Regions from separate parts of the Mus musculus genome. Here region 2 is linked to region 1. Evidence: chromatin loops called from intact Hi-C (ENCODE). Cell type or tissue: left cerebral cortex. All regions are shown on one strand. Each heading gives the region's core, and the rest is flanking DNA. Links, peaks and the distances in the headings are about the cores only. Region 1 has its middle 71 kb from the start of Fam76b. Region 2 holds the start of 1700019J19Rik (RIKEN cDNA 1700019J19 gene).

Region 1 (5,379 bases), core at 150-5,149:
CCCCTCCTTCCAAAAGGGCTTCTCTTATGCATTTAACGCCAGAGAAGCAGAGGAGGGAACCGCATCCTTTGTGATGTGCAGAGAACATTTCTACTTATGTATTCCATCATTGTGTGAAATCCAGCATGCCTTAAGCCGTACTCTCCATTTCCCCCATCACAGCAGCGCTTCTGATTAGTGTTCCTATTTCAGATTTATTCCCACAAGCTTCCAAAGCACAAAACCCCTGAGTCATTCCTCGCTCCTGCCTCCTCCACACACCCATATCCAATCACTAATCAAGTCCTGTTGTTTCTGCCTTCAGAATAATTTTCATATCTTCCTTTTTCCGTTGCCATGGATACCATCGAATCTCCCCTTTTGCTTCATGCCTGGACAACCGTGGTAACTTCTGGAGTCTCTTGACTCCACTCCAGCCCTTCCACAGCTGCTGCAGGACTGACTGCTCTTGCTATGCCAACCCCTGCTCAGGGACCTTCAGTAGCTAGCTCCCTTCTGTTCTTCAAGTCCAAAGTCTTTAACTCCCATGGCCTTGTGGAGCTGACCATATTCAAAAGCTCTCTGTTCATTTACACGAAGTTTTTTGTGTGAAATTTAGGAGGGGCCTCCGAGCTAGGATGCCTTTGGGGTGCCTTCACGAGTAGCTTGCACTGCCAGAATGCAGAGGCTGTAGAGAACAGGGAAGGGCTGTCTCCCGCCCCCAACCACTTAGAGCTAAGGTAGCGTATTGCAGTCGACCTGCTCAAAATGGCCACTCTGAAACTCTATTTTTTTTTCTTTTGGTGTGTGTGCATGCATGTATTCACATATGTGCACATGCAGACATGGGTGCATGCTTATGTGCATGCAGGTGTGGAGGCCAGAGGTCATTGTGGGTATCTCCTCAATCACCCTCGACCACAGTTTTAAGACAGGGTGTCTTCTGAACCTAGGCTGATTATGCTAAACTGACTGACTAGTCCGTGGGCCCCAGGGATCCTCCTGACTCCATCGCCCGAGCTCTGGGATCTCAGGTGTGCACTGCCAGGTCCTTTTATGTTCATATAGGGTGGGAAGGAGGTGCTCATGGCTTTTCCGGAGCAGTCTGTACCTTCTTTTACCCATAGCCTTTGACTCAGGTGGCTTTTAAAAAACTTTCTGAAATATACCCTAACTTCCTTGTGACTGGATGATTCCTGTTTGCTCCTCAAAATTCATGAATATTAATTCTGTGGGAAGTCCTTGACCCCGCAGCTGGGAATACTCTATGTTTGATGTGCTCTTACCACTGCACAGTTTAATTTCTCAGCCTTGACTTGAGGACCTATGGTTAGCCACTCTGCACAAAGACTACGCATGCTCTTTTCAATATTTTTTAAACATTAATTTTGTCCCACTTTGGACTTTCTGCCAATTCTAGAAAACAGTACACACGTATCATCAATGTAACTGTCCTTTAGATAAATCACTAGTCATTCTAAATACCCTCTCATCTCAAGAGTGATAGGATCTGCCTTCGGAAACGCTTGAGTACACAGGAGTGTCCTGGCCATGCCGAGGAGGTAAACGGCTTGCATGTTGTCCTCTGTGTGCTTGCGTGCTCTGGCTACATCTTCTGTGCTTGCATCATCTGCTACTGCTTGCCAAGTGGTCTCTGTTTACATGTAATTGAACATCTATCTGGCTTTTGGAACAAGGGTGCCTTCCCACAGTATAATGCATGGTGACATCTCTCAGAGAGCATGCCCAGGTTCAGCAGGCTGCACCCCATGCTGTCTCTTTCTGTTGCCTCAGACTCCCAGAGACTCCTCCATCTGAGGTCTGGCTAATATTTAGGTGGAATAAATTCATCATACAGCATTCGTGATCTGCATTTTCTGAAATACCTAGGAGTGTCAAGATCCCCTCCATATCATATAAGTGCCAAGAGGTCATTGGGTGCACAACAGCACACTCATCTCTGCAGGTACTTCTCCACACTGTGCTGCTCTGCTGTTGAAAGGCTAACTGGACAGCTCAGGCAAGAGAGGATAGAAGAGCTGCTTGTGGATTTTTATTTCATTATTGATTATGGTGAAATCTGCCTGCCTCCACACAAGCGCCTGACCCCTGTGCTGAGAACATACTCAGAGGCCCATGATCAGTCTCTTCCTTCATCTTTATCTCTAGATCTTCTTGTCTGACTGTGCTGCCTCAAGTCACAAGTTCTTTTCACTTTCTTCTTAATCCTTAGATAAATATCAACCCCCCACAGATCATAAACATCTAGACTTTCTTGTATCTAGAGCTTCTGATAAAGCTGTCTTCAGTTCCAAGGTGAGCAAACACATTCATGGCTGTAATTTACCATGGGCTTCAAAATCTTCACTTGCAAAAGCAAAGCTTTGCTTTTGAGTTACAGCAAAATCTTCCCAGAGCAAACAGTTCCTCAGTAGAAGACAAGAGAAGGTCACTAATGCATTACAAAGATGTTATCTAGCAGTAGTCTAACACCTGTGCTGCATCATAATCACCATCTCCCCTGCTGTTGTCCCTTCTAGACTGGATCACCTATGGGGGTATGTCCTGCTCATTGTGGGCTCCTGATATAACACGACAGACACTTCCTGGTAGGGATCGGTGCATGCGCAGAGGAGAGATGGACAAGACCATTTTGGAAACCTCTGTGTTCCTAAGCAACGGGCTTGACAGTGATTGCTGAGGCATGAATTTGCAGGCCTGCTGGCTAGTCTTTATAGCGGTCAAAAATAGACACGTTCTGTGTTGTATTCAGCTGCTAAGCAGTGTGTGTGTATGTGTGTGTGTGTGTGTGTGTGTGTGTGTGTGTGTGTGTGTGCACGCGCGCACGCACAGAATTCTTATTCTCGTGGAGCTGTAGAGGGCTAGTGCTAACCTGTATAGATAATTCCAGGAATCTTAAAACTCGATGCTCACATGGCAGCATAATGGCAGCGTGGAACTGTCAGCTGTTGAACTCACAGGACATACCAGCGCTGGTCTGGGAGCGTCTCATGCAGCATCCGAGCGTTCCTGGGCTCCTGTGATTATCCTCATCTTAGAAATGAGGAAATGCCAAGAGGTCAAGGGCTTTGTCTAGAGGTCACCCGATCAGAAGGAAGCAGAGCTGGGGCAGGAACATGGTCTCATTAGCAGGTGGCTGGGGTCCATCTGGCAGTGCTTCTAAATGATCCTAGCAGGGTATGCGTGTCTAGATTCTACCTATTGCATTAGAATCAAGCTGGACATGTCTGTTGTACATCTCAGGCATGAAGTCTTGAGCAACCCTGTTGATCAAATGAAGGAAGGTTTTCCTCAAGGAGTGGGATATGCACAGAGAAGTTCACAAGCAAATTCATCAGAAAAAAAAAATCCTGGAACAATCCACTAATGAACAAAGCCATAGACAATCTGTTTCCATGCTTTGCATGGCTTTAAAGAAAAAGCAAAGTGTTGCTTTGCAGAAACCAATGCTTACTTTTTCCTGAATAAAATCTGTCTGTAAGATAAATGAGAGAGATCAAAACGAGGCCACAAAAGTGGAAATCGCATGCCAGTCCTGAGTGAGTCCTGAGTCTCAGGTCCTGAGTGCTCTTCCTCAGCCTCACCCCTCAGGGAAGCATTCAGTACATTTGTTGCACCATATATGTAAAATCAGACTTTTATTACATTCTGGTGTAAGACAACCAAACAACCAAACAAACTTTTCTTATGTCTTTTTTGATTAGATATTTTCTTTATATACATTTCAAATTTCAAATGCTATCCCGAAAGGTCCCCATACCTTCTCCCCTCACCCCCTTACCCATCCACTCCCACTTCTTGGCCCTGGCGTTCCCCTGTACTGAGACATATAAAGTTTGCAAGACCAATGGGCCTCTCTTCCCAGTGATGGCCGACTAGGTACATTTACACAATGGAGTACTACTCAGCTATTAAAAAGAATGAAGTTATGAAATTCCTAGGCAAATGGATGGACCTGGAGGGCATCATTCTGAGTGAGGTAACCCAATCACAAAAGAACTCACATGATATGTACTCACTGATAAGTGGATATTAACCCAGAAACTTAGAATACCCAAGATATAAGATACAGTTTGCAAAACACATGAAACTCAAGAAGAACGAAGACCAAAGTGTGGTCACTTTGCCCCTTCTTAGAATTGGGAACAAAACACCCATGGAAGGAGTTACAGAGACAAAGGATGGGCCATCTAGAGACTGCCAAACAAACTTTTTAAAAAAGTATCTTAAAAAGCTGTTCTCAAAATATCAAGGTCCCCAATGAAGGAGCCAGAGAAATACCCACGGAGCTGAAGAAGTCTGAAGCCCCATAGGAGGAACATGAATATGAACTAACCAATACCCTCAGAGCTCCTTGGAACTATACCACCAGTCAAAGAAAACACATGGTGGAACTTGTGTCTCTAGCTATATATGTAGCAGAGGATGGCCTAGTCAGTCATCAATGGGAGGAGAGGCCCTAGGTCCTGTGAAGGCTCTGTGCCCCAGTATAGGGGAATGCCAGGACCAGGAATGGGAGTGGGTGGGTTGGAGAGCAGGGGGAGGGGGAAGGGGATAGGGGATTTTCGGAGGGGAAATTAGGAAAGGGGATAACATTTGAAATGTAAATAAAGAAAATATCTAAAAAAATAAAAATAAAATAAAATAAAATAAAAAGAGAAACAAAAGCAATTTCTAAATTGAAAAAAAAAATCATCTGGACCATGCTCCACAGTGTTATGCCTGCACATAGCAACACATACCAGTGTTATGCCTGCACATAGCAACACACCTATTAGAGCATCTCAGGGGGGTGTGGCTCACTGTCTTGACCACATAGACACATCAGTTTTTGTTGTGGAGAAAAGAAAGGAAAATCATTGATTTTTGAATTATGTCTTAGGTTTTATATGTTCACTATAGACAGACACACTAACTGAATTTTCTAAGTTACATCTTTTGGGCGGCAAAATGATTAATGCAATCACTGAAATCTTGGTTATCTAGACAGCTCACTGCATGTGGTCGAGAGCCGAATGAAACGGAGACAGGGAGAACTAGTGTTGAATCTTGACTTTATATCTGTAGATTTGGGGCAATAGTTGATTTCCCTGGGCTTCGAATTACTCATCTAAAATCTGCATGTATAGTATTGATACCTCTGTAAATGTAGGATATCATAATTAAGAATAAACCCACAAAGGCAAAGTGCCATGGCCCCCAGAGTAGAGTGAAGAGTAGATATTCCTGTTATTCTTACTAATAGACTGGCAACAGACTTTCCAAATACGCTCGGCTCCTACAGTCAGCACACCTTCAAGTATAATCATTTTACAGCAACAATGATTGGTGACACGTAAGTGGACAGACAGGGATAGAGTACAGGAGACATGAAAGCAG
Region 2 (5,379 bases), core at 300-5,299, 190 kb after region 1:
ACAGTTGCTTTATAAAGGAGACCTGGGGACTAGTGGAGCCCATAGCTACTATGCAATCAGCATAGTACATACTGGAAGGATTTTGAGTTATTCTGAGCATCAAGGAATGCCATCAAGATCTGGAGGAGGAGATGTCCCTGGACCAACATATGTTTTAAAGTGTAAAGTGATCATTCGGACAGATTAGTCAAATGTGAACCACAGGCAACAGGGTCAAGGAAGCTAAGAGAGAGGTAGTGGTGAACAGGAGAAGGAAGATAAGATTCAACACAAACACTTGCACTTTAATGCCTGGGCCCAGGTAACCTGAACACTTCTGGATTCGTTTAAGGACGAGCCAAGGATTGGGTATGGATTAGGGAAAGGCATCCTAGGTGGCTCTGAGTATCAGGCAAAGTAAAGCTCCCAGCCAGGGCATGGAGAACCTGGAGTACAGAACACTGGAGTGCAGCAGGACCGTAAGCAGGACTAGGAGTCCCTAGAGAACACAGTTAAGGTTGATGTGTCCATCAAACATCAAAGTGGGAATGCTGATTACACCGCTGGGCAAGGAGCCTGAATGCAGTGTAGGGACATTATTGTGGGGAATGTTGGTATACTGGTGATGCTTAGAGCATCCGTGTGGCTACAATCACCACAGCAGTAGGTATGCTTAAAGCAGAAAGGAAAATAAAGGGCAAGGCCTGCAGTACTCCAGTAAGATGAGAATGTTTCCAAGCCTGAGATGGATCAGCCAATGGGACTGAGGGAAAACCAGAGGCCACAGCGTTCTGGAGGCCATGTGTGGAAAGAACATAAAAGAGTTGGGAGACAATTAGTGGGGTCACCACTAAACCCAACATCCGCTCGAGAAACGTCTGGAAGATGAAGGCCTTCTGAGGGTGTCTCTGGAACGGGGACTCCAAGCTCAGTCACATTCATATTAGCAGAAAGCATGTGGTCTCAGCCAGCTGAGAGTGAGACACAGGAACTCAGCCTGCTGTGGAGGGCCGGTGAGCCTGCTGGGACCAGGCAGGGAAACTGAGGGACCAGAAGTACCACTGCCCACAGAGAAACACTGGGCAGAGAATGAGGAAATGAGCACTCGCCTATGAGGAGCAGCTGTGGTCAGAAGCAACCGTTGGTGGAGGAGAAAATGAAAGAAAGCAGGCAAATGCTGAGCCTGAGAAAGAAAACCTGTAGGTGATTTGAAGCAAGACATTTCCTGCCAGATTTGCATCGCTCCCAGTCCTGCCATCCACACCCTCAGATCTTCTTACCAGAACACCACTGGCTTCAGAGACCCAGCTGCTTCTTCCTGGTCCTCATTCTGCAACATTCTGGCTGTCCCTGAGAGACAGAAGGACCTGAATGTGGAGTGAAACAAGCTAGAGTTAAGGCCTAGCACTACCAGAAACTGTCTGAACTCCAGTGTGAGCTCACGGGATTGTTGGGAAAGAGGCTTCTATAGAAGGAGGGTTAGAAAAGGGTCTTTTAATTTGTAAAGTGTTACCTAAGTATCTGCACACATGGTCCCAGGGACAAGCCTGGGGGATGCCCTTTCTATATAGTGTCAAGAGGAGAAGGGAGTTAAAAGATGGCTTCACATGGAGGCACATAGGAAGACAGACTCAGAGCCAGATGAGAACAATAGTAAGTGACCCCCATCCCCACTCCACCCCACAGTCCCTCTTCCCCCGCCTCCACCCCCTCCCACCCCAGAAAGTACTTGAGGCTGGGCTAGGATGAAGTTGCTCCTCTGACTTCACTGACCTCATAGTCTGTGTGAGGTTCTTGGTACATGCGTATTTGATCATTCCCAGGAATTCAGCAGCCTTGAGGATGGAGGACAGGAAGACACACAGTCTTGGAGGGAAGTCCCTGGGAATTCTGAGAAAGGAATGTCAGGAGTTGTAGACAGCTCTGCAGACACTTAAAGTAGGACACAGATGAAAGAGGAGACCCTGAGGGGAAAGCAGGCCCACAGAAGCACTGAAGCAGTGTGTGTGTGTGTGTGTGTGTGTGTGTATGCGCGCACGCATTAATACCAATATTATTTTATTTGAATGGGTGTTTTGTCTGTACATATGTTTGTGCATCCATGGATGCTTGGGGTGGGTGTTAGATCCTTAGGAACTGGAGTTATACACAGATGGTTATGAGCCACTATTTGGGTGATGGGAATCAAACCCAGGTCCTTGAGAAGGGTATTCAGTGCTCTTGACCATGGAGACATCTCTCCTGTCTTATTACTATTTCTTTTTAAGTTTAAATTAGATTGACCTCCTAACTTTAGCTAAAAAAAATATAAAATTGAACACATTAATGGAATATCAAGTGGTATTTTCATTAATATAAACATTGCATAATATCAATATGAACAAACATATAAAGGACATTAAATCAACTCCTGTGCTCCTGGGTTATCGGTCACAGTGTCCACGAACAGATGGAAACGGCTTCAGTTCTCATTACCTGATAGATAGATAGGAAAAGCACGGTCCGTGCATGCAGCAGAATACTATGCAGCCAGGAAAAGAATGGGTGGCAGCGGGGGCGGAAGCAGAGCTCATTAGGTTGAGCAAATTAAGCCAGGCATGAAAGCTCAAATTCCACACTCTCTGTGGCAAAGGAGACAGCTGATGTCACAGAAGATGAGAGCAGACAGAGGATTCCAGGCTGGGGGAGCAAGGAGGGAGGGGAGGAAGAGGTGGTAGCTGTGTTTGACCTGATTTAAATATCACTTTCTTTTTGTTGTCTCTCGTCCCCCACCCCCATGATGCCTGAGGGTGGCTACTGCTGAAGACAAGCAAGTGTCTGTTCTATGCTTTATTGGTTCCCCCGCTCATCTGCTCCCCCTGCTCATCTGTTCCTATCAGCACTACTGTTACTGCGGAAGGGCTCCTAGCTTAAGAATCAGACAGCACTGACTTGTGTGTGACCCTTCCCCCTGCCCACGAATACTAGAACAGTGTACACCAGTTCCAATATAAACTGTGCTGCTCGGCGCTTGTACCCTGCAGAGCGTCCAATAACTTTTGCTGAGCCATCCAAGCCCAAGAAAAAATAACCCACTGTGACAAAACAAAGGCAGCTTTAGCTCAGGCCGGTACCCGCCAGTCAGGAGAGGCAGGCGAGGGCACCTCTGGGCAAGCATGGTCTTTGGTGTGCTGCCAAGCTGACTGTCCTGAGTGTGACAAAGCAAGGGAGGGGCCCAGTGGGCCCCAGTCAATGAGAAACAGATCTGCCCTAAAAATAACAGTGAATGAACAGGCTTGCTTACACTGTCTTGCTTCAGAACTGGTTTGGCACAAAATCAGACCTAATGATAGGTTCAGAAGGAAAAATTCATGGTTGGGATTTGGAATCCTCTGAGCCAACCAGTTATCCACAAACAAGTCCACGGCTCTTCCGCTGGGTTTCCCAGAAGGTCTTCCAGGACAGGTCTCTTGTCATCATGGAGGACTCCACAGTCCTATCTGGAGTCGCCTACTCCGGAGTGGAGAGATGGAGAAGGTAAACTCACACTGGCGCATAGTTCCAGGTTATACATGCAGGAGAAAGAGACCCTAAAGGAGAAAGCTTCTCTTGGATGGATGGTGAGAGGGGCTCAGCAGCGGGAGGGTCTACTTCAGCCCCAAGATATTTACAGAGCACTTCCTGAAAGAAGAGGCACCTGACTAACAGCAATCATTCCACCCACACATTGCTTATCATCATGCATATCTCAGAGTGATTTAAAAATAAATTTGTGGGGGTGGAAAGTGATGGCTGTTACCAAAGATGCCTAGAGATTGTTTCCCTCCTGGGTCAAGTCCAGCTGTCTAGAAGCCCTGCTGAAAAGGTTCATGAAGGTTTACATGGGTTCTGGATGACCATGGTGAGACCCCAGGTCTGTTGGTGCTCTCTGTGAGGATGGAGGGGGCTGCTGCCTATTCAGTGCTCGAAATTCCCTACAAAGAGGAGAGCTGAGTTCCAGGTGGGGAAGGAGCAAGGTAGAAGGGAACCAGCTCTACCTCAGCACAGCCCCTGCCATTGGAAAAGAGGACGTAACAATGTGTTCCAGAAGGAATGGACAAGGCACAGTCATGGAGAAGCAGTGAGGACAAAGGGGATGGAAGGCTCCTAGAGGCCACAGGGCAACAACCTCTTAACACATTTGCTTTTCATGGCAGTGAGCTCCTGTGAGCCCTCCTGTTTTTCCTTGAGCAGAGAAAGTCGAGGGGAGTTTGTCCCAGAGCCCAGCAAACTTCTCCACAGATCTACCCTGAGTACAGTGGAAGCAGTTTGAATGGCCTCTTAAAGATTCTGTCAGAAGCCACAGCTTTGATGTCAGAGAGAAAGAGAGCAAGAGAGGGAGAGACAGAGGAAGTGAAAGGGAGAGACGGAGAGGGAGAGAGTTCAGGCACACTTTCATTCTACCTTCTGCTAGTCGTAGGCCAGCCTCTCTGAGAAGCCTGAGGTCCCAAGAGCTATTATTATCTCTCTATCTCTCTTCAACTGACAAGATTGTATACAGAGCATGTGCCCATTGAATGTTTGTATGTGGAGTAAATGTGTGAACAAATGATTCATTTCTATTTCCAGAGGATTCAGAGATTCTAGAAGTATGTTCTACTTAGAGAGAAAACAGAATGTTCTATCCAACACTTGTCATTTCTAAGGAGTCCATAATAACCGCCACCATGGCGATAACTGAAATTGACTCAGGAATTACCAGGCCAGGGGACTCCAGAGAACAAACACGTCAGAGGGGATTGTTTGTACAAATCATGCTACAATTCCAATAGTCCAGACTGTAATCCAACACGGTTGTCAGGAGAGGAGGAGGAGTAGTGTATTCCTCATGGACCAAGGCTCATTTCCTCCTGGCTGTGGCTTCCGTGATGACTGTACTTCAGTCCTGAGTCCTGTGCAACCACCTAGCAGATGAGAAAGGGGCACTATACAGAAAAAATAAAATCAGTTGAACCCACTTACCCTGGATCAGAGAGTTGCAGAACCTTATTTGGATTCCTGGGGATTGGGAAGTGTCTGCTGGCAACTAGATGTAGACTAGGAAAGAAGTTTGCTGTGTGTGTCCACAAAGCTTCTGCCATCATACACTAACTTGCCTATCAAGACACACTGGCCATTCGGGCAATATTTTAGTTTACATTTCTTACATTAGGAAACTTGGAACTCAAAGCAATGGCCACCGTCTAGTATACAACAGAACTGGGTATTTTAGACTAACAAGACAGGCTTCTGGTGCTGAACGCTCAGGTAGATCAGCTAGTGTTCTGTGTATGGATGACGTTTGTGTCCATGCGACTTAGGGGATGTGACAGAAACAACTTAGGAGGGAGGGCTTTGGCTCATGGATTCTGCCCACTGTAGATGGGGAGACATGATGCAGGG

Evidence for each region. Hi-C counts contacts between places; a loop is a spot of excess contacts. Peaks named below come from ENCODE experiments on the same cell type or tissue, not always from the same donor. Only the 100,000 strongest peaks of a DNase experiment are listed, where the experiment ranks them.
Region 2: a loop joins it to region 1, with 12 times the contacts of the local background. A loop is called at or near these places in 4 of 42 quality-filtered maps.

Annotation. Positions count from the first base shown.
Region 1 is chr9:13,895,972-13,901,350 of GRCm38, forward strand. No RefSeq gene overlaps it. Among named protein-coding and RNA genes, the nearest start is that of Fam76b, 71 kb to the left of the region's middle. In left cerebral cortex, for the core only: no CTCF peak of the experiment used is centred there; DNase peaks (open chromatin) are centred at 202 and 2,663; H3K27ac peaks cover 2,810 bases.
Region 2 is chr9:14,086,967-14,092,345 of GRCm38, forward strand. 1700019J19Rik (RIKEN cDNA 1700019J19 gene) reads left to right here and starts at 3,111. Exons shown (of 4, transcript NR_166640.1): 1 at 3,111-3,495. In left cerebral cortex, for the core only: no CTCF peak of the experiment used is centred there; DNase peaks (open chromatin) are centred at 1,230, 2,815, 3,171, 3,703 and 1 more place; H3K27ac peaks cover 2,342 bases.